2 separate regions of the Homo sapiens genome follow, and region 1 is linked to region 2. The links are chromatin loops, found by intact Hi-C in ENCODE. Cell type or tissue: left ventricle myocardium inferior. All regions are shown on one strand. Links, peaks and the distances in the headings refer to the core of each region. The heading gives the core; the rest is flanking DNA.

What was found. Peaks named below come from ENCODE experiments on the same cell type or tissue, not always from the same donor. Only the 100,000 strongest peaks of a DNase experiment are listed, where the experiment ranks them.
Region 1: it touches region 2 in a loop (2.0-fold over the local background); 2 of 110 quality-filtered maps call a loop at or near these places.

What each region holds. Positions count from the first base shown.
Region 1 is chr4:100,637,632-100,653,227 of GRCh38, forward strand. No RefSeq gene overlaps it. Among named protein-coding and RNA genes, the nearest start is that of LINC01216, 30 kb to the right of the region's middle. In left ventricle myocardium inferior, for the core only: no CTCF peak of the experiment used is centred there; no DNase peak of the experiment used is centred there.
Region 2 is chr4:100,584,115-100,599,710 of GRCh38, forward strand. No RefSeq gene overlaps it. Among named protein-coding and RNA genes, the nearest start is that of EMCN, 74 kb to the left of the region's middle. In left ventricle myocardium inferior, for the core only: no CTCF peak of the experiment used is centred there; a DNase peak (open chromatin) is centred at 7,257; H3K4me3 peaks cover 353 bases; H3K27ac peaks cover 1,079 bases.

The sequences.
Region 1 (15,596 bases), core at 2,693-10,692, 54 kb after region 2:
ACCAGTCAAAAATAAAAACTACAACAAATTTTCAAGACATAGGTGGGACAATTATATATAAATAGAAAAAGCAAAAAGATGAAAAGTAACAGGACGAAGTTAAGGAATAGAGCTTTTTTTGGTTTTCTTTTTGCTTGCTTGCTTTTTTGTTTATTCAAATAGTGTTAAGTTGTTATCAGGTTAAAGTAATGGGTTAGAAGACAGTATTTGAAAGCCTCATGGTAACATCCAACCAAAAAACATACAATGGATACACAAAAAATAAAAAGCAGGAAACTAAATTATTTCACCAGAGAGAAATGACCTTCACTAAATGAAGACAGGAAGAAAGAAAAGAAGAAAGAGAAGACCACAAAACAGCCAGTAAACACTTAACAAATGGCAGGAGTAAGATTTTGCTTATCAATAATAACATTAAATATAAATGAAATAAACTCTCCAATCAAAAGACATAGACTGGCTGAATGGATTTAAAAAATACCAATTAATTTGTTCTTTATAAGAAACACAATTCACCTCTAAATAAACACAAAGACTGAAAATAAAGGATTGGAATGAGATATTCTATGCCAATGGAAACCAAAAAAGAGGAGGAGTTACTATACTTATATCAGTCAAAATAGATTTCAAGACAAAAACTATAAGAGATAAAGAAGATCACTATATAATAATAAAGGAGTCAATTCAGCAAGAGGATATAACAAGTTTAAATACATATGCACCAACACTGGAGCAACCAGATATGTAAAGCAAACATTATTAGTGCTAAAGAGAGAAACAGGCCCTAATACAATAATATCTGCAGTTTTCAACACCCCAACTTCAGCATTGGACAGATTTTATATATACATACATATGTATATACGTACACACATATATATAATCTATCAGACTTAATCTTCACTATATACCAAATGCACCTAATAAATATTTACGGAGCATTTTATCCAATGGCTGCAGTATACACACTCTTTTCCTCAGCACATAGAGCATTCCCAAAAATTGACCATATGTTAGGTCACAAAACAAGTATTAAAACATACAAAAATTGAAATAATATCAAGCATCTTTTCTGACTACAATGGAATAAAACTAGAAATTAATAACAAGAACTTTGGAAGCTATACGAATACCTAGAAGTTAAACAATATGCTCCTGAAAGACCAGTGCGTCACTGAACAAACTAAGAGGGATATTGAAAAATTTGTTGGAACAAATGATAATAAAAACACAATATGCCAAAACATATGGGATACAGCAAAAGCAGTGCTCAGATGGAATTTTATAGCTATAAGTGTGTATATTAAAAACAAGGAAAAACTTCCAATAAACAATCTAATGGTGCATCTTAAAGAGGTAGAAAAGCAAGAGCAAACAAAATCCAAAAGTAGTAGAAGAAAAGAAATAATAACAATCAGAGCAGAAATAAAAGAAATTGAAATGGAAAATATATATATAAAAGTTCAATGAAACAAAAAGTTGTCTTTTTGAAAAATTAAGCAAAATTGACAAACTTTGAGCCAAACAAACTAAAAAAGAGAGAGTATCGCTTGATCCTAGGAGGCGGAGGTTGCAGTGAGCTGAGATCCTGCCACTGCACTCCAGCCTGGGCGACAGAGCAAGACTCCATTCAAAAAAAAGAAAAGGAAAGAAAAGAAAGAAACGAAAAGAAAAGAAAAAGAAACAAAAAGAAGAGAAAGGAAAGGAAATCCTTTCCTCTAAGATTGGAAACACAACAAGGATGCCCATTGTCACCACTGTTATTCAACATAGTACTGGAAGTCCCAGCTAGAGCAATCAGAGAAGAGAAGCATATAAAGGACATACAAATCAGAAAGGAAGAAGTTGAATTCTCCTTGTCTGCAGATGATATGATCTTATATTTGAAAAAACTTAAAGCCTCCACAAGGAAACTATTAAAACTGATAAGCAAACTCAGGAAAGTTGCAGGATACAAAATCAACATCCAAAAATTAGTAGCATTTCTATATGCCAACAGTGAACAATGTGAAAAAGAAATAAAACATAATCCCATTTGCAATAGCTGCACATGAAATTAAATACCTAGGAATTAACTAAAACAGTGAAAGATCTCTATAATGAAAACTATAAAACACTGATGAAAGATGTTGAAGAGGACACACCCAAACATAGAAAAATATTCCATGTTCATGTTAAAATGCCCATACTACCTGAAGTAATCTACAGATCCAATGAAATCTCTATAAAAATACCAATGACCTTCTTCACAGAAATAGAAAAAGAAATCTAAAATTTATAAGGAATCACAAATGACCCAGAATAGCCAAAGCTATCCTAAGCCTAAATAAATAAATAAATAAAGCTGGAGGAACTGCATTACCTGACTTCAAATTATGCTGCAGAGCTATAGTGACCAAAACAGCATGATACTGGCATAAAAACAAACACATAGACCAATGAAACAGAATAGAGAACCCAGAAACAAATCCACATACCTATAGTGAACTCATTTTTGACAAAGTTGCCAAGAACATACGCTTCAGAAAAGGCAGTTTCTTGAATAAATGATGGTGGGAAAACTGAATATCCATATGCAGAAGAATGGAATTAGACCCCTATCTATCACCAGATACAAAAATCAAATCAAAATGGTATAAGACTTAAATCTAAGATCTAAAAGTATGTTACTACTACAAGAAAACATTGGGGAATTTCTCCAGGACATTGGTCTGTGCAAAAATTTCTTGAGCAACAACCCACAAGCATAAACAACCAAAGCAAAAATAGACAAATGAGATCATATCAAGTTAAAAACCTCCTGCACAGCAAAGCATACAATCAACAAAGCTAAGAGACAACCCACAGAATGGGACAAAATACTTCCAAACTACCCATCTGACAAGAGATTAATAACCAGAATACATAAGGAGCTCAAACAACTCTGCAGAAAAAAAATCTAAAAATCCAATCCCAAAAGGACAAAATATTTGAGGAGATATTTCTCAAAAGTAGTCACACAAATTGCAAAAAAGCATATGAAAATCAGCTCAACATCACTGATCATCAGAGAAATGCAAATCAAAACTACAGTGAGATATCTTCTCATACCAGTTAAAATAGTTTATACTGAAAAGACAGGCAATAAGAAATGCTGGCAAGGATTTGGTGAAAAGGGAACCCTTATACACTATTGTTGGGAATGTAAATTAGTACAACCACTGTGGAGAACAGTTTGAGGGATCCTCAAAAAAATAAAAAGAGAGGTACCATATTATCCAGCAATCCTACTTCTGGTTATATATCCAAAAGAAAAGAAATCAGTATATCAAAGAGATATCTGCTCCCATATTCTTACTTATCTGTGGGATATAAAAATCAAAACAATTGAACTCATGGACATAGAGAGTAGAAAGATGGTTATCAGAGGCTGAGAAACATAGTGGGAAGGTGGAGGGTGCATGGTCAGGCAGGGATGGTTAATGGGTACTAAAAAATATAAATAGAAAGAATGAAAAGACCTAGTACTTGATAGCACAACAGCGTGACTATAGTCAATAATAACTTAATTGTACATTTAAAAATAACTTAAAGAGTGTAATTGGATTGTTCGTAACTGAAATAATCAATGATTGGAGGGATGTGTACCATATTCTCCATGATATACTTATTTCACATTGCATGCCTACATCAAAATATCTCGTATATCCAATATGTACATCTACTATGTATCCACAAAAATAAAATGTAAAAATAAAATAAAACAATAAAAGCAAAGTAGTTCTGATGGGTCTTATTGGCAGTGATGGGAAAAAAGCATTTGCCAGATTAATAATTGCATACCAGGTTCCAGAGGATGTGTTAATTTCCTCAAGCAATAAAACCACAGCTGCTACCACAGTTGTAATTGGAGTCACCACTTAGTGAAGCTTACAATAATTCACTGACATTCTCCAAGATCCATCTGTTTTATGCATGTCAAATAGGCTAATCAAATGGGGATATGATGGGAATCATCAGCTCTGCATCTTCCAAGTCCTTGATCATGGCACTAATCTCTATAATCACCCCAGAAATGCAATATTGTTACAGTTTACTATTTTCCCAGGCATAGGCAGTTCTAGAGACTTTTTCTTGGCCTTTTCTCCCATAAGAACCTTTGCATTAACAGTAGACACTCAAAGAGGCTGAGAATTACACTTAAGTTGTAATTCAGCCAATTGCAGGATGAGATTCTATAGTTGATTTTCAGCAATATTAGCCTTGTAGCTACGGTAAATAAGGGTCTCCTTGAGGGCAGATATAGAAGCTTTCAGGCCATTTATGAGCCCATCCTTTTCTTTTCCCGCCTTATTCAGAGACGATAGTAGCAACAAGCTAATCTTGTTATACTCATTAGTTTGCCAAAAATGTTTGAAAGTATTATATACGCAGTCAAACAGGTTCTTGCCTTTTTTAAGTGGTTGATTAAGAGTGACCAATGGTAACATGTTGGACTATCATCAGAGCTCTCTTTGTTACTGGAAATAGAGTCTTTAGTATTTTTAAATCTAATCTAATTATAGAGCCAATTCTAGAAAACCCAGGACCAATTCAGAAAAACACATTCTTAAAGTTCTGTCCCTCTAGAACCATTCCTAGCATCACAATCTGTATTAGGGTTCTCTATATAAACAAAATAAAGAAGATTTCATATATCTATATAATAAATAAATGTAATAAAATTTATATAAATTTATATATGGGTATATATAAGTTTATCTATATATACATATATGTAAAGTAAAAGTAAAAAAGTATTTTACATTTTACATTTATCTTTCTTTCTATCCATATATATATACATATAGGGATAGAACATGAGAAATAAATTTATTATAAGAAATTGGCTCATGCCATTGCAATTATGATGGCTGAGATGTTCCAAGATCTGCAATCAGCAAGCTGGATACCAAGGAGAACCTATAGTATAGATCCAGTTTGAAGACAAATGCTTGAGAACCCAAAGGTATAAGTTCCAGTCTGAAAGCTGGTAGGCTGAAGACCCAAGAACCAATGTTGCAGCCCAAGTTCAAAGGCTAGAAAATGCCAATATTCTAGCTCATGCAGTCAGGCAGAAGGAATTCCCTTTTATTCCTAAGTGTGTCAGCCTTTTTGTTGTATTTAGGTCTTCAGCTGATTAGAGGAGGTCCACTCACATTGGGGAAGGAAATCTGCTTACTCAGTTTACTGATTCAAAAGTTAATCTCATCCAAAATCATTCTCACAGACACAGTTGGAATAAAGCTTGATGAAATATCTGGGCATCCTGTGATTCAGTCAAGTTGACACAAAATTAAACATGACATGTTACTGAACACAAATACTTGGCACATTAGAAAAAATGAAAACTTAAAATCATTAGGCCAAAAATATTGTTATTTTAATATTTTCTTTCTAATTTATCTCAGTTTTACTTAATTAAAAATTTTCACAAGTCTTTCTTTGGAGGTCACTGCCTAGAATATCTTTACAGTTGTTGAAATTGTACCCTCTATTCAATTCATCCTGCATATTTCTAATCAAATCAATACCTTACACTTCTTTTCTCCTGTAACATTTATATGCTCCTCTTTTAGCAATCAACACAGCTTGTCTTTTGGAAGAGACACAGAAATGTCGGTATATTGTCTGTTTCTCCCAGTGAGTACCTTAGCTTCCAGTACCAAAAAGTTGTTTAATTTTAAAAATCTTAATCATATATTTAATTTAATATGTCCCAAAAATAATCATTTCCAAACATTGTTAATTTTAATCCCCTGCTGAATGAAGTGGACAATCTTGTTTCTGCTAAATGTTCAACAAATGTTTATTGAGGTGAAAAAAAATTTTTTAAAGTAAACTAATCTCCTATTTTAAAAACGGAAGAGTTTACCAAGATGAATAGTGGATCATATTTAAAGCTCTCTTAGTTAGAATTTTGGACACATACTTTTTACATTAAAGGCTCAGTCCCAATCCTACATTTCAATTTCACACACATACAGCAATTTCCTGACTGAATATTCTAAATTGCAGTCCTCTGGAGAACTCTAGCAAATGGTCCCTTCTCCCACATATGGTTTATCTCACACAAAAAGACCCACATTTGCAACCTGAGTCAACCTGTGCAGAAAGAAAAATACTGTAGAGTGTGGAAACTTTATTACTATTCTTAATTGCATTCTTGGTACAGTGAGAGTAATGATTTTACCACACCTTACAGAATAAACCACTTTTTTCTCCTTGAGCAGTTTCTTCCAGAAGAGAATTGAGTCTATTAAACAAGTAGTTGGCCAATAGTGGCCAAAAAATAGTATTTACAAACATTTATAAATAATATAAAAGTAAAGTCATTTTGAAATAAAAGTTATTATAAACGTGTGATGGCAGACAGTAAGTAGTTAAAGGAATAAGAGGTGATAGAGTGTGAGTAAAGAATTTCAACCAGGTGAATTGGTAACTTTTCATGGTACACATTTTTTGACTTTGGAAAGCTTCTCCTACTCCATTTTCTCTAAACTGTCAACAGCCTCCAAAATTTCTTGGGGAAAAATCCTAAAATTATCTAAATCCAGATAAGCATATTTTTAGACTGCTAGTGTGCTGGATGTGAAGTTGCACTTATCAACCCTAGAAAGAATGTAATGTTCCCCGCTACTTCAAAGCAACCAGATTTAGAATCAACACTGATTTTACCAACACAAATTTTAGTGTTGGATTTTAGTGTTGAATTGGTTTGCATTGTAGAGCAGAGGAAGATTGACACCATAGGGGGCCCTTGAAGCATATGGCTTTGTCCATCTGGAAACGGGGTAGTGTGCTATTGCTGCCAAAGGCTCACTGAATGTTCTGGGTTTAGATATGTCTAAATAAAAATAAAATAAAACATGTGTATTACACTTCGGCAAAATGTTTAATACTTTACAGTCATACATGAAGAAAATGTAAAGAAGGATAGGTCTATCGTCTATCCTGGTCTATTCTGGAAATTTTAGTGTTGGAGAGAAGCAACTTGAAATCAGGGCAACAAATCAGCACAGGTAAGGATTCTCTAACTTTGCCAGGATAATAAAAAATGGTTGACAGAAGAAAGACTGCCTGTAAGATTTCCCTGATTATTGTTTAGGAGGAAACATTGCCTTTGCCTAGCAGCTAAGAAATTGTAGTACTAAAGAACCTTGAGCACAGGAGCTTTATTTCTTCTTTTAACCACTGTGTGCCCAGAACACAGCACAATGTCTTGTATGTAGGAGACACCCAAAATATTCATTGCAAGTTTGGGTGTGTAGGTTACACAATGTATACCTACCAGCACACTCTGAGCCTTGGCTACTCTTGCTACTTAAACAAGGTTGAGTTTCTGTCTTTTAATTTCACTCTTTGATATTTAACGATTAAGATGACATAATTAGTATTCAATAAAAGGTGGGGAAGGTAAATGGAGGACCTCTTGACATTGTCAATGTCATCCTGACTCCATATACTCTCAGAGAAACTCTGCTAGGTTTCCCTTTTTAAAGTTATAACATTAAGGCCTCTGAGCAAATGATTTTTTAAAAATCCAGTAAACATTGTCAATATAGCTCTGCTTTCTTTTTCGCAAGGATTGATTCCCTCTTTTCTTCTCTTTATTTATTTAAATATATCATTTTTCCTCTGGATTCCCCTCTCTGTTTCTCCTTTTCTCTCCCCTTTCTTTCTCTTTCTCTTGTTCTTCTCTTTTCCTTTCTGTCACTCTCTTTCTCTGGTTCTTCTCTTTTCCTTTCTGTCACTCTCTTTCTCTGGTTCTTCTGCCTGACAAATCACAGAATCTCTTTCTTTCTCTCCCTTTCTCTTTCTCTCTCTCTCTCTCTCTATATATATATAGATATAGATATAGGTATATATTTACATATCTCTCTCTATAGAAATATATATACTTATATATATTTATAGATCTATAAATATATATACTTATATATATTTATAGATATCAATATATAGATCTATATATTGATATCTATAAATATATATGTTATACCTATATATTTATAGATATATATATTTATATTTAATTATATTTAAATATATATATTTAATATTTATTTATATTTATATTTAATTATATTTAAATATATATAAATATATATATTTATATATAAGTATATATATTTATATATATTTATATATAAGTATATATATTTATATATATTTATATATATAAGTATATATATTTATATATATTTATATATATAAGTATATATATTTAGATATATATTTATATATAAGTATATATATTTATATATATACTTATATATATAAGTAATATATATATATTTATAGATATAAGTAATATATATATAACTTATATATATTTATAGATCTATAAATATATATGAGACATAAACATATAATATCTATATAGAGAGATCTCATCTTTTAAAAAATATCAACTATATAAACTATAGATACCTTAGTGAGGTTACAGAAGTATGGGATATTTACTTTATTTTTTTTTTTCTTCCAATCATTATTTTAGGTTCAGGGGGTACATGTGCAGGTTTGTTACATGGGTAAGTTGCATGTGGCTCAGGTTTGGTATACAAATGATTTCATCACCCAGGTAGTACCCAATGGGTAGTTTTTTTTATCCTCATCCTCCTCTCACCCTCCACCTTGAAGTAAGTCCCAGTGTCTATTGTTTCCCTCTTTGTGTTCATGTGTACTCAAGAGATATTTAGTTTCTGACTTAAGTAGCTGAATAATGTTAGAAGTTGCTAATGTTTCCACTTCAAAGGAGTTTTCTATCATTAGTGGATCAAGTGATCCCTAGAAATATTTTGTCAATTGTATGTCACTACCTTGAACCTGAGAGCCTTTTATAAATGTTTGATATCACTTTCATTAATGATGTTTATATTTTCCTGAACAGGGAGAAAAAACAGATATTCCCATTTAATAAAAGTGTTTACTCAATATTTTTTTTTCCTCAGTAGGCAAATAACTGAAAGACACTGAAGTATGGAATAAAGTGTATATGGCATTTTGTAAGCATATAATATGGCCTTGGTTATGCACTGAAGAAAGTGGGGTTTTGAAACATTGTGTCATGGTGGCTGAGAGAGTTTTTTTTTTTTTTTTTTTTTTTTTTTTTTACAAGAAGTCCAGCTCTCTTTGGGGAGGTAGTTATGAGCAGTGCCTGAGGCTTCAGCAAAGCCGCTGTCTCCAGGAGGCTCACCAGCCTGGCCTGGAGCTCCTGTAGGTTGCATTATTTCACTACTTATTATGGCTGCAAAAAAGTTTAGTATGAAATGTATTACGCAAACTGAAATTATGAATTTCTTGGTTAAAAAAAGTTTTATGACAATAATCCAATTCAAAAACTATTTTTTAAAAAAATAAGCTTTGACCATAAGAAAAAAAATTACTATTTCCTTGTTTCCAATTTTCTTTATTTAAAAACATGATTTTAATGGAAAATTTATATGTGCTCAGGATAAAAAAAATCAAATACTCCTGACCTTCACTCTTAACTCACCAGAGGCAGCTTCTGTCAACATTTTCTTGTGCTTATATAGCTCTCTTTATGTGTGTATAGATCTTGCTTTCACTCATTATGCTTTGACATTTTTTCATAATGAAAACTATTGGTCTGTTATATTACAATCTGTCATAAAACCCATTGAATGGTTATGGTATACTTCATTTATCTAGCCCCTTGTTGACGGACAATAAAGTTTTTTCAAATTTTTTATTAATATAAAAATGTTGTATTAAACACTTTTGCATTCATCTTTGCCTGCTTGAATGAGTATGCTTATTTTTAAAATGTTCTTACAAATGGAATTTTTGGACCAAGAGTTTGTGCACTTTAAATTTTGATGAATGGTGCCAAATGGTTATTCAAAGGGAATGTACCTATAGACATTTCCCCATCCACTTCAATATTGGGCAATATTGCACACTTAATCTTTTCCTATCTGAATGATAAGAACTTGAATCTCACATTGATTTACATTCCATCTTATGAATGAAGTGGCACACATTTTCATGTGATTAATGATATTTCTATTTATTTCCTGGCAGATTCATAATGTGAATACATTTTTAATTTGTGGACCCTCAATGAGTCCTCTTAGTTTCTGCCAAGTTTCTTTCCCAGCTAGCAACGAAAGATTCTTAAAATAAGTTACATGCCCCTTCACCACTCCTGGCCAACAGTCCAGAATCAGAACAACAGTACCGCATTCAGAAAAAATTATAGGAAACAGAGAAAGATGGGGAACTGGGGAGAGAAAAAGAAGGGACAACGAGAGGGCCCAGACTTCTGAGTATTGTCACTTTGAACTCCACACCTGCTGAAAAGAGATTTTTTTAAATGCTCCTGTCCATCAGTGTAAGAGACTGACAGTAATTCCAGAATTTTCTCTGGCTCTCACCAACCCTCTTCGCCCAGACAGTAGTTGTTTGGATGGGTAAGGAGTCAAGAACTCTACAGAAGCATCATAGTACTGCATTGGATTTTAAACTAAAGGTAAACATATTACTCAGTGACCTACTTTAACAGCATACTTGTAAATAAATAAGGAAAATATATGCAAGTACAATCCTCTCACTTCTCTGTTTACCCTTGTGGAAATCATACACCTAGGAGAATGATTTCAATCACTGGACTCTCCCACCTTGCTTCTGTAAACTGTGAGTGAAACATGACAGGCAGATATGGTGTTTTCATAAAATTTGTTTTTATTTCTAAGCATGAGTTACTCTAATATGACTGTGACTGCTTTCACTTACAACACATTAAATGACATCCCCTCACCTTATGTATGTGTGAGGACTATAGAGTGATAAGATTGAAAAATCACACAGTAAAATTAATCTCTTCACTTCATTGCCACCATACAGATAGGGCTTTCCATTCACCTTTCTTGTTTTCTAAAAATAAATACATAACTGAGAACAAATCTAACTTTTTCATCCATTATGATTTATCAGTCATTATCATATCATTTCTTGCTTCATGTGCTGCTTACTGGCCTGTGCTGAAAATAAAAATACTTAAGAGAAGGGATTGATACACAAAAGAGTAATGATGATAATATGGGAGGGGGAATATAAAGAATCCTAAAAATGATAAAAAATCAGTACTTAATCTTTTTTTAAATAAAGAAGGGGCTCAAATTCTCCCTCTTTTGCTGTAGAAAAATTATTTATAGATCTGGTACAAGGAGGCAGGTTCTAGGCAAGGAACCACTGTCAGCTCTGTCGCTCTTGAGGCAAATGCAAGGTCTCCTGATTAGTAATGAGTGAAGATGCTGGCCCTCCTTCAATTGTCCATGTGTCCTAGAAGTGTGTATCCATTTTTTGACATTATTGCTATTTGAATGCCCATAAGAAACCCGTGGACTTATGAATATGCAAGAAGAGCTTCAACCTCACTGGTTTGTACATTTAAGAATTATTCTACTATATCCTCCTTTATTCTTTCTTTACTATTACTATTTTTAAAAAATCAAAATATCAAGTATCTATGTTTAATGCAGTATGACATGCTAGGTATGCAAAAATCTACACAAATCCACATGTATGTATTCTCAGTTTATAATTTAAAACAACACTGTCCTGTAACAAAATTTTGGAGTCAGTGTTAGAAGTGTTTTTTATTAACTGCAAACAGCAAATTGCCCAGCAGCCAGGGGAATGAGTCAGCAGCATTTTAATAATTTTATTTACTCTGAGAAAACAAAATAACAGGTTTTCATTGAATAAATATCATTTTATGTTTATTCAATGACAAAAATAAATTGGGAGAAATTGTTTTTCAAAAATTGCAGAATTATTTAATCTATCTTTGAAACTAGAGTTCTTTCTTACAATAGAGTTTGGGACTCATTTTTAAAGTACTGAGGAACTAATCCTTGATATGTTTAAGCAATAAATTTCCTTTGGTCCCTATTTTAGTCATTTCCTACATCCCATGAACAGGAAATGGGAGGAGTGGCTGTTTCCCATTTATCTAATCTATCTCTATCCTTGGAGACTAAGGTTAAATTCAACTCCTTTCTTGCCCATGGGCTGACAGGCGGGAATCATTCAGAGATAGCAACCACCCACTTAATTTTTGTGTGTGAGACATTATCCTCTCTAGATAGCAATGATAAAGGGCTAGAGGGAAAAAATCTGTGTCACCAATTCAAACATACCTGAAATTTCTCTAACTGAGCAAAGAGAAACTATAAATAGGTTCGAAGTGTATCATGCAAATATGAATTTTTTCTATCATGATTATCTTCTTTTCTATGGTAAAATTTACATTAAATGTTTAATAATAGTGTAATAGGAATAATCTCCTTTCCTTCAAGTATGAAGATGACATTATCAACTTTGCAACATTGGGCCTGTAATTTGAATTATTGTCTATGTAATGAGGCAATTTGGAAATTTTCTATTCATTATAATATAAAAAGGATACATAAAAAATAATACTCAGCTTAAGATACAAACATCTGTCATGGAGGGTGGAAAGAAACTTGTACACTAAGCGTTTACATTTCTTATAGGGGTAAGGTACAAATAAAATAATAAGGATTAACGGCTTAACTATTTCCAGGGCCAAAAGACTTGAGAAAGCTTTGCTGCATTTGCATTGGTCTGTGGATGGCTAGGCTTTTCACTCTGTAAATGAGAAAAAGCAATTTTCACTTTTCTCACCAGTTTCATGCCATCATCTCATTCCAGAAGAATTGCCTCTTGGGGAAACTAGTGATTAACTTGGGATTCTGGGAATTTGCTTTACTAGATTGTAGAAATCATGTAACTTCAATATTTGTCTCAGGATCTATACAAAAAGAATAAGAAATTAGAAACAAATAAAGAGCTGGGATTATAATGGTGGTTTAAAAAAATGCTGTTACAGACAAATCCTTCAGTTTTAAAAACCTTGTTAAGAGTTCTCTTGCATTCCCTACTTGCTTAAAAAGTAATTGCTGCCCATATTCTCTCATGTTTGAGTTCTAGAAGTAAACTTTAAAATATTACTTAATACCTATATGTTACTTTGAAACTAACATGACTACAAACAGCACCCCAACTCCCAAATTGAAATGCCTAAGGAACCTGCAGTTAATCAATCTGTGACCTTTTGGATACACTGTGACCTTGGGATGTCATCTGATCCTTTGTTCTCTATCTTCTGCTTTTGATGAAGGCAGAGCGGCCATGTGTCTGCAAAGTTATTTATTAGAGACAAGAGGAATGCATATCAGGATGTATTCATAAACTTTTTTGATCTCTTTGGAAGATGACACAAATAGAAATATCATTAAATTTGCATTTATAATCAAAATCCAAAAGGATTTGGAAGATGATTACTTTATAAGCAAATGTAAAAAGAAAAGACAACTAAGAAATGCTTGCAAAAGTAAAGCATTCCCTGATGAAGTACTCTGAGGTTGAATGTCATTCATATTTTAATTAAAGAACCAAACATGTCTTCTGAAATTCAACTGCCTAAGCTAGGTTTTACTTCATGAAAAGATTATAGGACACTTGGCAATTAGAGGTTGTGGGTAAAGGGAAGTCAAGTCTGATTCCCTTTCCTGCCTCTGTGATGACAAGTCTTTTCCTTGGAGAGTCAGCTTGTCTTCACAAAGAAAAGACTCTACCTGGTAAGATCTTTTGATAGTTGGAATGGTTCTTTAATGCCCTAAATCTCCAGCCAGAAGATCTCACCAACATCCCATTAGTAGGTTGGTGAGCACTGATCCCATATGCTCTATTTTCTTTTACAATTAAATATAATTTCTCTTTTACATATGAGTATTTAATGATGATTGTTATATATTATTTGTCACTATCTTTTAATTAATCATCTAATTACTTTCACTGTGAAGAGGCATTCACAATCTTCTGATCTTAATTTGGTTTCACAAACAAACGTTTCAACCAGAGAGAATGCATAATACAATAACATAAATGTGGCTGTTGTATTCTTCCTTATAAGTTGGAAAGATTTGCCAGCCTGCTTATCAATAAATAAGATTTGTTACCAAGGTTGGGGTGGACCTGAGACTGCAGGTGATTGTAAAGGACTCAGTTCCCAGGGTTGACAGTCCTGAAGGAAAGAAACCAAATGGGCCATTACAGAGATATGAATTATTTTCTTTCATTCTTGTTTCTAAACCCAAACTAGCAGGCCTAACAAATCAAACTGGCAGCAATAACTAGAAGCAAAGTATTAAGAAAAATAAAACATCTGCCATGTTACATGTCACAAAATGGCACGCAGTGGCAGGATTGCAGTCAGGTGAGGTCCTGGAGAGAGCACAGTGCCACTGTGTAGCAGCAGCTTGGCTACTTCTCCTATTCATATTGTGAAACATTAACTTTTTCTTTGTAAAAAGAGAAGTTTGGACACATCAATTTTTCTTTGGAAATGTCAGCTTCCCTTCGCCATTTCCCAATCTTATGTCTTGTGGTTGGTTCCCTGATATGCTTGCAGCTTATCACTCTTTTAATCTGTGAACCTTAGGATACCTGGCTAGCAGTGCACACTGTATAGCATGTGACTACTGTTCTTAAGGCTGGAATTATAGTAATGTCTTTATTGACTTTTTGCCCCTTGGGCAGAGTAATGTATGAGAATCCGAACTCAATTATTGTCTTTCTGGGAGAGAAAAAAATGTAAGAAAAGAGGACTACACAAAATTTAAAAGAATGTTCCAAGAACAAAAATAGTCAAACATGTCACACGTCCATAGCTTATTTTGCATCTAACATGAAAAGTATGGCTTTGCATAGAAAGTAAATCCAAGATTGAATGAAAATTAGAAGACCTAGCTTGTAATCTTTGCATCTGCCACTATTTAAATGAAAATTAGAAGGCTTATCTTGTAATCTCAGCATTTGCCAGTATCTGCATAAGTGACCCAGTGACCCAGGAAAAAGCATCCTTTCTGCATCTAAACTTGTATTTTTTTTTTTTTTTTTAAGAGATGGAGTCTCGCTGTGTTGCCAGGCTGGAGTGCAGTGGTGCAATCTCGGCCCACTGCAAACTCCACCTCCCAGGTTCAAGCGATTCTCCTGCCTCAGCCTCCCGAGTAGTTGGGACTACAGCCGCGCACCACCACGTCCAGCTAATTTTTGTATTTTTAGTAGAGACGGGGTTTCACCATGTTGGCCAGGATGGTCTCGAGCTCTTGACCTTGTGATCTGCCCACCTTGGCCTCCCAAAGTGCTGGGATTACAGGCGTGAGCCACCGCACCTGGCCCTAAACTTGTATATTTCTAAAAGCCAAGCCTGAAGTTTAGTTCTTGGATAATATGCCAAGTCAAGACTTATTTTAAATACATATTCTATATGTAAGATAACATGATAGTATGTTAATATGTACATTAAGATATTCCTCGGCTCTGTCACAATTCCTAGTCCCTCTTTCACTTGGTACATTCGTCTTTTATTTAGGAGAAATCAAAAGCCACAATTTGAAAACTTTAGGATAGAGTTCAGTATGTGATTCAGCTTCTATTATTGATGTAAATACACATCTATACTGTTTTCTGCTCTTTAAAACTCCAAAAATGTCCATAGAACTTAGTGGGGAAAAATTAACAAT
Region 2 (15,596 bases), core at 2,609-10,608:
TTTTGCATACTCATACTCATATCCTTAGTAATCTGCCATGTGTCTGAATATCTTATTATCAATGATACTTTACTATCTATCTCTGCTCTTTCAAGTGCCTGTATAGACTTTAATCAGTTAATAAAAGAACATCGCAATATGTGGTGATTAAAGAATATGTACTCTAGCATAAGATAACTTGGTTTAAATGGGCAATTTATTTAATGTCTCTAAGCCTTGGCAATAGGGAACGTGCTAGTAACTACCTCATAAAGTTATGATGAGGAATAAATCCATTCATATGTTTAGCAATATTTATTGAGCACCTACTATGATAAGAACTATGAAGAAAAACAATGCAAGATGAGGGAAAAGAGAACGACGGGGTGCTACTTCAGATATAACTGTCAGAGAAATCTGCTCTAGGAAGATTATATTTGAGGAAAGATTTGAATGAAGTGAGGAAGTATGTCATGCAAATACTTGGGTCTGAAGGTTCTAGACAGAAGAAAGAATAATTATAAGAATGCTGTGTTGGGAATCTTATTACCATGATCAAGAAGTTGGATGAATTTATATTGTGCTTTTCCAAATTTGAGCTGTCTAGATTTAATGGCCTCAAGAAGACAAAGCCAGGGTTGAGTGGGGAGAGCTGTACTGCATAAGAGTTCTCAAAGCTGGAGTCCTTCTTAAGGATTCCAGGCCAAAAACAAATTATATTCTACATATAGAATGTAGTGTGGAAGGGGGCATCTTATCATCTGGAGTATGTATGTATTTACTACGTAAATGTCTTAGTCTATTCATGCTATAATGAGAAATAACCATAGACTGCATTATTTATAAAGAACAGATATTTTTTGCTCACAGGTCTAGAGCCTGGAAAGTCCAAGATTACGATGCCAACATTGAGTGTCTGGTGAGGACTGCTCTCTGCTTCCAAGATGGTGCCTTGTTGTTGTAACCTTACACGGCAGAAGGTGAAAGGGAAAAAGGGTCTTGTTAGTTATCTCCATCCCTTTTATAAGGCACTAATTCCATCTATGAGGGCAGAGACCTCATGGCCTAATTACTCCTAAAGGTGTCATCTCTTAATATTTTGCACTGGGCTCTCAATATATTCCCCCAAAATTTTTCGTTGGGTATTTAATCCCCAATGCAACAGTGTTGGGTGGTGTGTCCTTTTTGGAGTTGATTAGCTCATAAGGATTCTGCCTTCATGAGCAGATTAGTGAGTTATAAAAAGGGCTTATGGGAGTAAGTATGCCCTCTTTTTTGCTCTTTTGCCACGTGAAGGCACAATTTCATTCTCTCTCACCCTTCCACCATGTGAGAACACAACAAAAAGGCACTTATCAAATGCTGACATCTTAATCTTGGACTTCCCAGTTTTCAGAACTGTGACAAATAAATTTCTATTCTTTACAAATTACCCAGTCTGTGGTATTGCACAAACTGGACTAAGACAGGGATTACACCTCATAGTGAATTTTGGAGAGAACACAAACATTCAAACCATAGCAATGAGTAAAAGATACTTATCATAGAAAATTTTAAAGGCACAAACATAAAGAAGAGTAGAAAAGAAAAAGAATGAAGGGAGAAAGAGGAGAAAGAAATCATCTGTTAAGCTGCCACCCAAACATAAGTACAGTTGTTTTATTTGTTCCTTTTTGGCAAACTTCTATAAGCTCTATAAACCTGTACATAAATTTTTAGATCGTTTTAAACATATCTTTTTATTAGCTATGTGTACTTATTCTTAATAAAGTTGAGCCATAATTTACCCAATGATTGTAACCTTATGATAACCTCTCTTCATAATGTTTAAACATTCTTTCTCTTCATATGACAGCAATTGTGCTTCCGATATCCATGAAAGGAGAGAACACATAATAATAAAAATGTTCCATTAATTCAGTGATACGTTCAATGAGTTTGTAGATCAATAACCAGAACAATATGTATACACATTTGAAAAATTAGTTAGTTTACCGATAGAGAGATTGATAGATAATAGGATGTAAAGATTATTCAATTTAAGAACATGCTTGAAACACAAGCTCTTAGACTCTTTGTAAAATTTTAGCCATCCTCTCTCCCATAAACATGCAGCTACTCACAGATTAGGATGTACAGGTTAGGTAAGGCAATGGTCCTTAGAGTATGCTCTCAGGGCCGACTTCATCAGCATCATCTGCAAATTTGTTTGAAATACTAATCATTGGCCCCCATCCATGACCTACTGAATCAGAAGCTTTAAGAATGTGCTGTTGAATTCTGTTTTATCAAGATATCCTGGTGATTCTGATGCACACTGAAATTGGAGTACCAGTGAAAGCGAGCTCTCCTTTCATGACAGTTGAATCCTGTAACTACTAGTAATTAGCAATTGAACTTCCTACCCATTATATCCTCTAAGCTTCAATTTTCTCATGTCTATAAAAAAACAGAATCAGCAAACCAACATTATACTGTCGTAAAGATTAAATGGTATAACTCGTGACAGCAACTAGAAGTGTCTCTGGCATACGATATACACATTCATTCAAGGACCAGTTAAGTACCTACTATGTGGCAAGCACTGGTAGAAAAAGAGTAGATCATCTTTTCATGGACCTCATCTAGCAAGTGAAGACAAGCCGGTGTGTATATGTGTGTGTTTAATCAAATGTCATATTTGTCATGATAACATTAAGTTGGAGCCCAAGGAAGGGGGGAGTTAATTACACTTGAGAAGGGCAGAATCAGGAAAGGCTCCACAGAGGAGAACTTTTATCCACAGAACCCAGATAAGTTAAGCCTTGGAAGTGTGAAAAAAATTAAGCCTGTGGAGGTGGTAAGAAAAGGTCACCATATATAATCTGAATGAGACAACAAAATTTACTTCATTATTGGATGCAATGAAAGTAAGAGAGCAGTCAAAGAGGAAGCCACAATAATTAAAAGTGACAAAATTTCAGAAAGAGAAAAAGATAACATGAGAAATGAGTGAAGGATTTAAATGGCTTTATATTTCTGGTGTCCCAGCAATGTTAATTTCCCTCTTTTTCCTTAACATTTTTATCCTGGTGAAATCTGATAAAAACTAAGTTTTTAAGTCAGCATTGATGCTGGAGGTTTGAGAAGGGGAGCATAGAAAAGCTGTATTACAATATGGAGCCCAAGTGGAAAGGTAAAGGGACCTTAGGAAATTTTTTGTTTTTGTTTTTTCTCATTCTCTAATTCTCTGGCTGATTGCCAGAATGACTGACAAACCAGCAGCTTTTGGGGAGGAAATGGTGGGGTTGGAGGGGAAGAAGAAAGGTAAAAGCAAGAAGGAAGAGAAAGAGAGGAGAGAATTGGAGGAGTCCTTTAAGGAATTCATCATATTCAAGGCCAGGTAGCCTGAAGCAGATTTTTAGATGTACTGAAGTAATCAGCCTTTGAGTTCTTTGGATCCTCTGTGGCACATTATTTATGACTGAGTTCTTTGTGTGTAGTTATTTTTAATGACTTTGTTCCCAATCTAAGCCCTTGGTACCTTTGTGCCAGCACAGCCCCTGTGAAAATTGACCACTTTGTTCTGTTTATAAAGGACTACAGATTTACAGATGCTGAAAATAAAACTCACAGAGTCCATAATGTAGACATTCTTGGTCTTCTGTCTTACCTTATTCTACATTTAAAATGTTTTCCCAGCCACAGTCATAATAATGGTTTATTGCATAGCCCAAAGATAGAGGCCCCAGAGCATTCACTCCCTTAACGCAATTAAAGACAGTAGTTTGGACCTTCTCTCCTTGCTACTCTCATCTCTCCTGGTAGGACAGAGAAATGATTCTGCTTTATGTAAATATTATGGATGTGCATTCTGTCTCTGTATCTCAGGGTTTGAAATTTCCCACTTTAGAAGACATTTACCACTTTCCTTTGCTTCTCCCAAACATAAAACAAATCTCAAAGAATAAAGGAAAGCGAGTTGATACACCATAATACGCAGTTGCAGTATCATTAAATTGCATACACATAGTCACACTCAGAGAGAACTGGGACGCCAGCTTCTAATTTGTTATCAAATAAACATTGTCTCCAGTTGTTTTCCAGAGGTTAGGGTGTAACTTCAGTAACTGAAGAGGGGAATAAACAAAGTTAGCATCAAGTTATAGTCTGATGCAACCTTAAAGTCTGCATTTTAAGGTCTGGGTGAGCTCATCTGTCATGAGGCCTAAAATAAACAAGTGTCCAAGATGGAAACAATGGTGTAGTTAAAATCATCCACATAAGTGAGTCAAGCACCCAAAATGCCTTCTGCCGGGGACAAAGCAAAATTCTGAGGGCAGAATCTGATGATTGTCCCTTTAAGACATTAAGATATTTAAATTACCACAGGAACGCAACACACATCGTTTTATTCTACTTGTCAAATGTTGTAAAATAATCACGTTGATAAAATATGAAACTATTGGGTTGTCCACGTTCTGAGTTATAAGACTTTACAATACCAGGGACTTTATAATATCAGAAGATTTAGGTTTTTCAAAAATCCAAATGGTTATGAAATGGAGAGAGGGATTGAAATAAAGGATTATTTCTCTGAATGGACTGCAACAGATCAAAGGACAAGATCAAGGCTAAAGAGCAAATATCAAGGAGTTTAACAACTGACATTCTTCTCCATCTCAATAAATGACCAGAAACTTGGAGTCATCGTTGACTCTGCTCTTTGTCTCCTATTTTATATCTAAGTAAGTCACAAATTCCAGCAGCACTGCCACCACCCTGGTCCAAGTGTCAGTCATTGTCCTGCGAGTTTTGCTATGGTTGTAGCTTATAAATTGTTCTACCTTCATCCCACACTTACCCCTCTGTAGTCTATTTTCAACCAGGCAAGTGGAGTGATACTGTTGGAATTTAAGCTAAACTCTATCGATGACTACCCATGTCTCTTAGAATGAAATCCAAATTCTTTACAGTAACCTGAAAAACCCTACTTCATCAGGCCTTCTCTACTTGTATGATGTCTTCCCTGACCCCACTGCACCTAACTGCTTCTTGCTCACTTCATTGCAACAACATTGGCCTCCTTGTACTTCACACCTGCTGAACATGCTTCAGCCTCAGGACATTTGAATTTGCTAACCCTTCTGCCTGAAATACTCTTCCCTTAGATATCTGAAAAGTTTTCTTCCTCATCTATTTATGCGTCTTTGGTTTAAAATTTTACTTTAAAAAGTAAAACATTTCATGACCACCCTATTTAAAACTAGTTTCTTCCCTCACTCCCAGGATTCCCTGGCCCCTACCGTTCTTTATCTTCTACTATAGTAGTCGTTATCTCTTACAAACTACATATTTTATTTGTTCTAATTTTTTTTAATCTGCTTTCTTCCACTAGGGATGTTTGTTTCTTTTTGTATGGCCATTTTCCAGAGTAATTAGAATAGCAGGGCAAGGCAGGTAGGGCCTCAAGAAATAGTCATTAAAATGTTAAAAAGACTTTCAAACAATGCTAATTGTGCTACTTATAAAACCAGCCCTGCTTTAGTCCCTATGGATATTTAAAAACAAACAAACAAACAAACAAAAAAACAGATCTGAAGATTCCCAGGAGAACGCAGACCATGCTTGCAGCTCTGGGACAATGATGACTTATAACAAAAAAGGGAAGAGGAAATTCTGAGGAAACTGGCCATCCAGAGAGGTTTGGTGTACTCAGTGCACTGGGGACATCAATTTGGGAGCAAATATTTAGGAAGGAAAAAAACCATTTTAAAAAATGGTTTACCAGAAATTAACCAACAGCATTTTCCTAAATTCATTAAAGTTTCAACAGTAATGTCCATATTTCCAAGTCACAATGACATTCGATGTAATGGAAAAAACACATCTGGCATTAAAAAATATTAGTGTTAATGATATGAATTTATTCATATTCAAAATTTGGGGTTAAAAAACCAGGCTTACTTGCTTCCAGACTAACTCTTTGTGACTCCACTGTGACTTTATTTAGGCCCTGGATTAGTGAGACCATTCTAATTTCTCAAACCTTGACTAGGATTAAAATTTCCATGGTACAAAGAAATGACTTGGTTAAAAGAGAAAAAACTTTCCTTCTTCTTATTTTGAATAGAGAATGCGTAGTGCACTGAAGACCTTCAGCGATGGTTGTGTGTTATCTGAAAGCTGATCCCAATGGACTTTGACAATGCACACTGGTGTCCACCATTCACTTTCAACTGGACACGTCTCTATCCTCAGGCTTGCTCTTCTGAGGAGGTGGAGAGAATCTTAAGTGAGAACTGTAAAGGAAAACTTCTAGGTAATAAATAGCTTCAGTAGAGAATAACATGAATGATTCTACTCAGGATCATCTCAAAGGCTGAAATGAGTCACTTTACATTTGAAGATATTACAACAACATCAGATGCACAGAGGATTCCTTTTCCTTTTTAACAATATCAAGTTGAGTCTCATGGCTCACTGGAGAAGCTGAATCACAAAAATGACATAGAAGCTCATGGCCAGTATCTTAAAGAGGCATACAAAATTGCTCATCCTGTTATTTTCTGAGAGAAAATATCTTACTTCTTCAAAACATGCAGGTGGTGGAAGAGCGTATCTAAGGGAGCCAAATCAGATAGGAGCATTTCAGAAACCCACACGGAATCCATGTGGTACCAAAAGTTCTCAGGAGTTAGCAGCATCCACATGTCATTGCATTTTTTTACTCTCCTTGATAAATTTGATGTCATAAAGTGATAGTTTCAGTCTTAGTCCCTTCTGTTAAAAAGGAATCAATGATTAAAAGCCAAATTGTTTCTATTGTAAATAGTAGCATTTCTTGCAACTCCTAGCCACCTTTACTGCCAAAAATAAAATATACATTGTAAGAGCTAAGAGGACTAATTCTTTTATATTGTTGCTTCTCTTAATAAGAAATCCTTTTGGTTTCAACTGTGTAACTGCAACATTGGTCCTCTCACATTTTCCTCAGTTGCTCAAGTTGCCAAGTGCATGGAATATCCTGTTTTTTCAATTAAACTTACCACTGCTTTTCATTTTATCCCCTCTGAGCTTCATAAGCTTCTTTGGGTACCATGCAATGGAGTTCAGAGGCCAGCTTAAAAAAATTAAAAAAACCCAACAATCTGCTTTGCAAAGCTGAGTAAATATGCATAAACACGTTCACACTACCTGTATCTGAAAGAGTTAAGAGCTCCTGAACAGTACTTCAAGGTCAGCAGTTTGCTTTCATCCGTTTCCAGCACTTTGCATAGCTGGCAGCCCTCCATCCTTTGGAGAGTAGAGGGACAGCAGAGTGCACAAGACTTACAGTCTCAGCCAGAATTTCCATAATCACATCAACAGATGGAATAATAATCACTGCTGAAGTTGCTGCACAATCTTTCTGATCCAAGGAAACTTCCTTCTGATTCAATTCAAAATTATTTCTGCTGGCAACTTAGACATAGGCATTCTTATTTTCTGGAAATGTTACAAGTTAAGGTGATTTTAAGGTAACTGAACAGTATAAGCCCTGCATTTGAATATAGTACTGTGGAGGGAGCCACATGTGTGCAGGGAGGTTGAGCAAAGGCTGGGCATTTCCGAGTGCTACATGGGACGTGACATTTCTTTGGTGACTTGCAGCAGTGACTGTGAGGTCTGCCACTCTGCGACATTATGTCCTGGCCGCCTGGGCTCTATCTCCACGGTTGGGATTCTAGTCATGACTGCTTGAAGCTGTCCTTCCCCATTCTCTATATAGCAGGTTAATTCTATTCTTGATTATTCCATGGGGAAAAATCAGTTATATTGAAGAGAATTTTAGATCAACACAATTAGAATCATACTTTCTAGAATCTGGTATGTTAGGGTACTTAATGTTGATTTCTAGACAACAGCTGTGACTCTACCTAAGCTCTGAATCTGCACCGTATGAAAGTGTGACAAAGTTAAGATACCCATAAATATGATGAACAACACCTCTATTGTGTAGATTTTAAAGTTGTTTTGAGGTTTAAGGCTTTATTACATCAAGAATTATCTGAGAGTATCTCGAACTAGACATTGATTTCTCGAATTAATTCTTCTAATTATTCATCAGTGGAGAATCGTTTACCAATATAATGTCCAGGTCACATATGTGGTCAATTTGAATAACCATGAGAGTATAATATAAACATGGATCTGTCTTCACTTGAGAATTCATAAAAAGTGCCACAGTAATTATGTCTGTGTGACATAATCTACTAAAAAAATAATGAAAATGGTAGGAAAAAAATACATTACTTCAGGAGAAAAACAAAATTTTAAAAAGAAATTGGCTTATTTTTGAGTGGCTTTCTCTCACTTCAACTTAGTTATTTCTTGTTTGATTTTTTTTCATTTTGTTCTTTTTTATTGCGATCTCCTATATGTTAAGCACTATTCCAGACACTAAGGATAATTTAAGAGTCTGTCTTTCTCTCCGGACATCCTAAGGTCGCTTAGAGTTTTCATCCCTTACATAGCTTCAGCCGAAATCTACAAGTCTCTGAAATCTATATTTTCAGTAGCAACTTCTCTTCCAAGCTTCAAACCAATATTACATACTTTGAAGGAGGTAGGGGAGGATGTCTAAAGTTACCAATAAAATGCATGATGCCCAATAATTTATCCTGCAAGAAATACTAAAACAGGTTCATTGCTTATCTGCCATTTAAATTTAACTAGGCTTCTTGTGTTTTAATTTGCTGATTTTGGAAACCCTGGGGATGGGGGTCAAGATACATTTTGTTCTTTTGTGTTTTGATCTCTGCATTTCCCATTCTCCTGATTCTGAGCAGTAATCAAGCTCTAAGAACTTCCTTATCTTATGGATTTGTACAGAGCAGAAAGCCTACACTGTAACTTGATGAAAAGAGTGTGCTCCTTGTTTAAAGAGAGGAGGAGAGAAAAAAAAAAATTAAAAGGAGACTGACCTACAGGAAGGATTTCCCCTAGATGAAGAGTGGTCAGAGATTGGCAGATTTTACATTTATCAGGGGCCAGGACATTGCTTGGAAACAGAGCAGGGCAATGGCAAGACTTTGAACAGGATGGTTTGGAGGAATGGTGCACCTAAGGAGGTAGTATCCATGCCACCAAGGTTCCCAGCCTCAGCATCAACTCACATGCTTGACCAATAATACAGAAGCAGTGAAAACATCAGACTTGAAGGTACTGCGTGCATTGCAACAAGGAATGATTCAGTGAAAACAAGTGTTGGCTGGTGAATTGCTGGGTTTTCATTAATGCTTTGGGATCAAATAATATCACAGAACATTTGCACCAGGGAAACCTAGATTATAGACTGTGATTGAATTTCCTTCTATGCAAAGAAGTACGAGTCTTATAATGTAATGCAAGTTGATTTAGAGGGAAAAATGAAGTGGGATATTTCTTCCATACTTCATCTGTGAAATCAAATTTAGAACCTTTTCTGTGGCAGACAATGATGGTTACTTACTCAAAAACCTCCTTGTTCTCCAAATTTATCTTTGCTGTGTCCTTATCAGTGATAAGAAGGTATCCCGACCCAAGCCACTGGGACCTGGAAATTTTTCTTTTTCTAATTAAAGAAAAAAAAATTATGTGGAAAAGAAACTATCATTTTGCCTTTGGACTTGGTTGTTAGGGTATGCCCCCTGAATTTGTGACAATCATCTTTTGATTATGAGGAAACAAGTATAAGAAAAAAAGACAATCTTCAGGAAGAGAAAATGGAGAGATGAACAGAATTCAAAGTTGTTATGATATCACTGAATTACTCATTAGTTAACTCTGCTACTTTCCTGCTTCAGAACTTTTTATGAGATAATAAATTTTTAAGACACATTTAGTGGGCTATTTCATAGTTTGCATCTACAAGAATCCAAAATGATACATTGTTACCATCACAGATTGGGTTTCCAGAAGCAAATGCTGAGACACAGTTTAAGTGCATTGTGTTTACTAGGGACGAACAGCTGCAGAAAGGATGGGGAAGAAGTACAACTGGGCAAAGGAAGAAGTGGAAGTGGCAGGGAGCTCTGTAGCAAGTGTTGCTTACTAGATGTTGTGCAACAGGTCATGATGGCTAGAACTTTATACCCCTGCCATGCTCAGTCACTGGGGGCAGGCTGCTCTGGTAGAGATGTGACCTCAAGCAAAGGATTTATCTGAATCTAAGGCAGATCTGATGGGCAAGATAGCAGGACGCTGGCTTCTGACCACATGTTCTGCAGCTAAACAGCAAGCCCTTCCTTGAAGTCTGATCTGGGTATCTTTGTGTTCACATCAGCTATATGCATACATGCGTATGTATTCACATACATAAATACATATATATACACACACACACCTACCAAATGTATCGTTACTCTGACATTCAAATACCTCAGATTCAATGGGATCAAAATTAAAAGATGGTTCCACTCATGAAGATAATTTAGGATTGACCTCTCAAATCATCGTCATGTCTTTCCTCCTTGCCTTCACCCATCAATGACTATTACTAAGCCTAGTAATATCTTACTTCAGTCCTCATTTTTACTCATTCACATTGATGTTAGGGAAATCCAAGCCTCATTATGCTTCAAGTAAGGCTAAAGTCATTGAGTTTCCTAACCTTAAATTTGATTTCCTAAACACTATTATTAACTTGTGTTTCATATAGCAACAGTCTGGTTGTGCCGTTACTCCTCTTAAAAACCCTCTATAACCCTATTTTGTCTATTAAGTCGCAGCAACCTTTATTGGTTTTTCATCCAACAAAAACCTCAAGATCCTGCTTCTAACTTATTCATTTATTTTAAGACAATGAGTTGATTAGTAATTCTAATGGAAGTCATTCTATTTCTTGCCTTTCTGCCTTTCTTTCAGCCATGCCAGTCTGGAAATCTTTCTTTACTCTCATTTGTGCTTTCTAAAATTTTATCAAATAGAAGTATGACCCACTAAACCCACCAGTCAGTAAGCCACACCAAGACATACTGGTTGAATGTTTGTCCTAACTTTAGTATATCACATAGTCTGCCTTTTATTATGTTTTCAAGGCTGACTTGCCCAGTAAGCACACTAAATAGCTGCTTAAGGCACCAGAAAATCAGGACAGAGCAGATTGAGTTTGTATGTCACTATGATCTATATACTTGTTCTGCATGTAGGCCAGAAAGTGTCGTAGCACCAGCACAAACTGTTCCATCATGACTGTAAATCTGGGACTCAATTGGCAACTTCTTTCTCACATTGATTTTAAATATATATCATGTGTTTCTCACTTTATGCCCAGGGGTTCCTGTCGGAGGCAGGAGATGTTGTGGAAACTACTCAGTGTCCACACATGCATAACTTATGTGTCACACTTGAAACAATGTGAGACAGGATTATAACTTGTGCATGAACCTGACAAGATGGGCCTTCCCTTACCAAGGCTGAGCTAACCTTACTCCTGCTGAATGCTCAACCTGCTGGCAGCAGAGACCAAGATTGAGCACTGTGGTTGCACTCCTCAGGGAGTCCAGTTAGCCATTTGGTAACAGATCAATTTTGTGTCTTTTCACTTTTAAAAGGGCAGTAATACATTCTTATAGAAATTATTTTATACAACTCCTGTGGGGTTGGGATACTAACTTCTGGAATGCACAATTATCTACCGAGCCACCTTACTTGAAAGAAAACTTTTGCCAATGCAAAATAAGTTACACCAAATTAGAGGTTGCAGCCACCATCTGGCCTTTTTTAAGGCAAAGACAGGAGTTACTATACTAGTGGGAGTAATCAAGCCCAATCACCATGAAGAAGCTAGGGTGGTTGCTACACATTGGACTTAGGGATGAGTATCTAGAATTCAAGGGATTAACTGTGTTGTCTCTTGGGACTCCTACATCAGTTGAAAACTATAAATGGGCAGTTGTAACAATAACAGCTTGACAAGGGCAAGACAACTATGGGCTGAGACCTCTTGGGGATGAAGATCTGGGTTTTCCCACTAGGCTGGCAGTCCACCAAGCAAGAATGTTAGCTGAGGATGAAAGAAATCTAAAGAGGGAGACAGTGGAGAAAGATGATGAGTATCACTTACAGACCAGGAACCAACTGCAACAGTGGGTACCAGAGCTTGCTTTGCTGACCCTTTTAAAGGCTTTTTTTGAAGGTTGAAATGTTGATAAATTAGATTTGTACATTACATCCCAGGGAGAAATGAGAGCATCTTTACCTTAGGAAAGACATGGATATATGTCATTAGAAGAATGAATGGATCTGAAAGGCAGTTTTTGTTTATGTGACACCCAAATTCATGCACTTGCTTTGCTTTTGGGCCAGAGTGAGCATTAGCAGCTGTTTACATCAGTTCCATGGTCCTGCAGCCAGATTTCCACTTGCTGCCACCATCTTCACTACAGACCTATAGCCTGCCTTGCAGATTACTCCTAGTTACTCCTATTGTTCACATGAATTCTCCAACAGTTCCTACATCACATCATGCCATGCACCTTTATCTCATATTCTGGCACTGCCCTGGTGCCACTGAGGTATGAGTTACCCCAAGGTTCACTTAGCATTTATGCACATGCAACCCAAGTGCTGGGATTATCAGGCGTGAGCCACTGCGCCCAGCCAGTCCTTTGTTTCTTTAAAACATTTTTAATTGCAATGTTTTGTTTTTCAATGAGTGCCTTGTGGAGTTTTTGTGGCATTTTAAAATTTTGGAATATGAGTTTATTGTTACAGTAATGCATTGCTAATATCTTCTGGTGCGCAGCTTGTCTTTTACTCTCTTTAAGGCAACTTTTAGTGAACAGAAGCACTTGATATTAATGAAGTCCAATTTACCAATTATTTTAATTGTTAGGATTTTGTGTTCCATCTAAAGCATCTTTGCCAACTCTAAGGTGAAGAATATCATCTCCTAAATTTTCTTTTAGATGTCTTATTTATTGCATTTCGTTTGAGGTAAAGCATTCATTTCAATTTTTTTAATACACTGGAAGGTAGGGGAACAGAGAGCTTCTTGGATCATGTTATTCGATGTGTTACATCAGTTTGAGAAATTCTGAGTCAGAGTTTCTTTAAAAACTCACTCTCTTCCATTTTCTCTCTCCAATTATACATGTTAGATTTTATCACATGCCGAATGTTTCCTACTTATACTGCTTCCTGTATTTTTAATGTATTTTTCTTCTCTATGGATCATTTTGAAGACTTTGCAAGGAGTTTCGCAAGAAACTGCCAAACCATCTTCCAAAGTAGCTGTACCATTTTGATTCCCACCAGCAGTGAATGGGAGTTTCTGTTCCTCCACATTCTCCGCAATAGTGTTTTGGATTGGGCTATTCTAATAGGTGTGGAGTGGTAGCTCATTCTTGCTTTAATTTGCAATTCCCTAGTGACATGTGATGTTGAACATCTTTTCATATGCTGATTTGTCATCTGTATATCTTCTTTGGTGGGGCGTCTGTTCAGGTCTTTACCATTTTTTTGCATTATTAATTTTCTTCTTGTTAAATTTTCAGAGTTCTTTGTATGTTTTGGACAAAAATCTTTTATTACATATCTTTTGCAAATATTTCCTCCCAGTCTATGGCTTGCCATCATTTTCTTGGCATTTTAATCATTTTTAAGCCTATAGTTCAGTTGCATTAAATCCATTCATATTATTGTGCCACCATCACACCAGAGCTTTTTCACTTTTCCAAACTGAAACTCTGTATTCATTCAAAAATAACTCTCCATTTCTTCCCACTGGCCCACGGCAACCACCATTCTATTTTCTGTCTTTATAAATTTGGCTATTCTAGGTACCTCCTATAAGTGGAATCAGATATTTGCCCTATAGTGACTGGCTTATTTCACTTAGCATAGTATCTTCAAGGTATATTCATGTTGTAGCATGTGTCAGAATTTCCCTCCTCTTTAAGGATAAATAATATTTCATTGCAAGTTTGTACCATATTTTTTATCTTTTTATCCACCTATGGACACTTGCATTGCTTCCATCTTTTGGCTGTTATGAATGATGCTTCTATGAACATAGGTGTATAAATATCTGTTCGAGTCCCTGTTCAATTAACTTTATAAAATAATTTTTGATAAGTGACAACTATGTTATATTTTATTCTTTTTCCAAATTGTTCATTCTCAAGTTAAATTCACATTGTAACCATTTACATATTTAGGTTTTATTTCATTTCTCTATACTTGCCAATGTTTACCCTTACTATGTTATCATTATGAAAAATTTAAATGTTAACAAAAATAATGTAAAACTATTATATTTTGCAAAGGTGCTACATTGTAGCACCTTTTTGTGAACTACTTCATTTTGCTCTTACAGCAATTCCATTTGGAGTTTATAATTTTTACTTTATGTATCATCTTTCTTTAATTCTCTTGCTTAGAAGAAACAACTACTCATTGGTCAAATGATGAGCAACATATGTTGCAACAAATTTCAAAGCCATTCTTGCACCATTTTAAAAATATCCTGTGAAAAAGACAATATAATCAGAGAAAGGATGAAGAGGCCTGGATGACCAGTCTGATGTTAAAGGACAGCACAGGTAGTGAGGTGGGTCTGGATAGCCAGAATGTCATTTTCAGGAAGCATTGGATTCAGGCAAAGATCTAAAGAGTTAAACAGAGCAAGACCTCAGGGACGTGTTCCATCAGCAGAATGGCATGTATAGAAAAAGACATTTAGGCAGGTCTGATAGACAATGCCTTAGCCTCTGGAAAGATTAGAGAATAAGGCAAGAACCTAGCCTCTTGGAGCTGGGATACTAGAAGGGAAACAATCAAGAAATTGGGAATAAACAATGCTCTGGTCTAAATGTTTGTGTCCTTTCCAAATTCATGTGTTGACACCTAATTTCTAATGCAATGGTATTAAAAGGTGAGGCCTTTGGGAAGTGATTAGGTCATGAAAGTGGACCCCCAACACACACACTCCATGAATGGGATTAGTCCCCTCATAAAAGAGGCCCGAGGAAGCCTGTTTTCCCCCTTCTGCCATGTCAGCACACACAGATGGCATCATCTATGAGGAACACATGCTTACTAGACACTGGAATCTACTCGTACCTTGATCTTGTACTTCCCAGCCTCTAGAACTGCAAACGATCCATTTCTATTGTTTATAAATTATCAAGGCATTTTGTTACAGCAGTCTAACAAACTAAGACCAATAACAAGATAGAGACTATTTACTTATCTGTCTCCCCTATTGGACTGTAAGTAAGCTACATGAAGGCTGGCGCAGTCTGAGTAAGGCAATAGCAAAGCTGATGAAACTTGGGGTCCTTTTATTTATCTTTTTTTATTGATTGAAGGTTGTAGAAGTGGGCTAAATCTCCAGAGGGCATTAAAATGACTTTGCAGTGACTATTAAATGACCACAGGAACAAATATTCAAGCATGTATATTCCATTACATAATTTTTGTTCAATTTGGGGGGTTCAGGGGAAGCTATAGAATTCTATGCTGCTATAGATTTTTCATGCCCTCCCTCTTCGAGATTATTTCTCTGTGCAGATGAATAAAAATCTTCTTGTATTTGACAGGAATATGCCCCCACCACTTTATATGTGCATTAAGGAAATGTTACAATTTAAATAATAGCTGTGGTTACATTA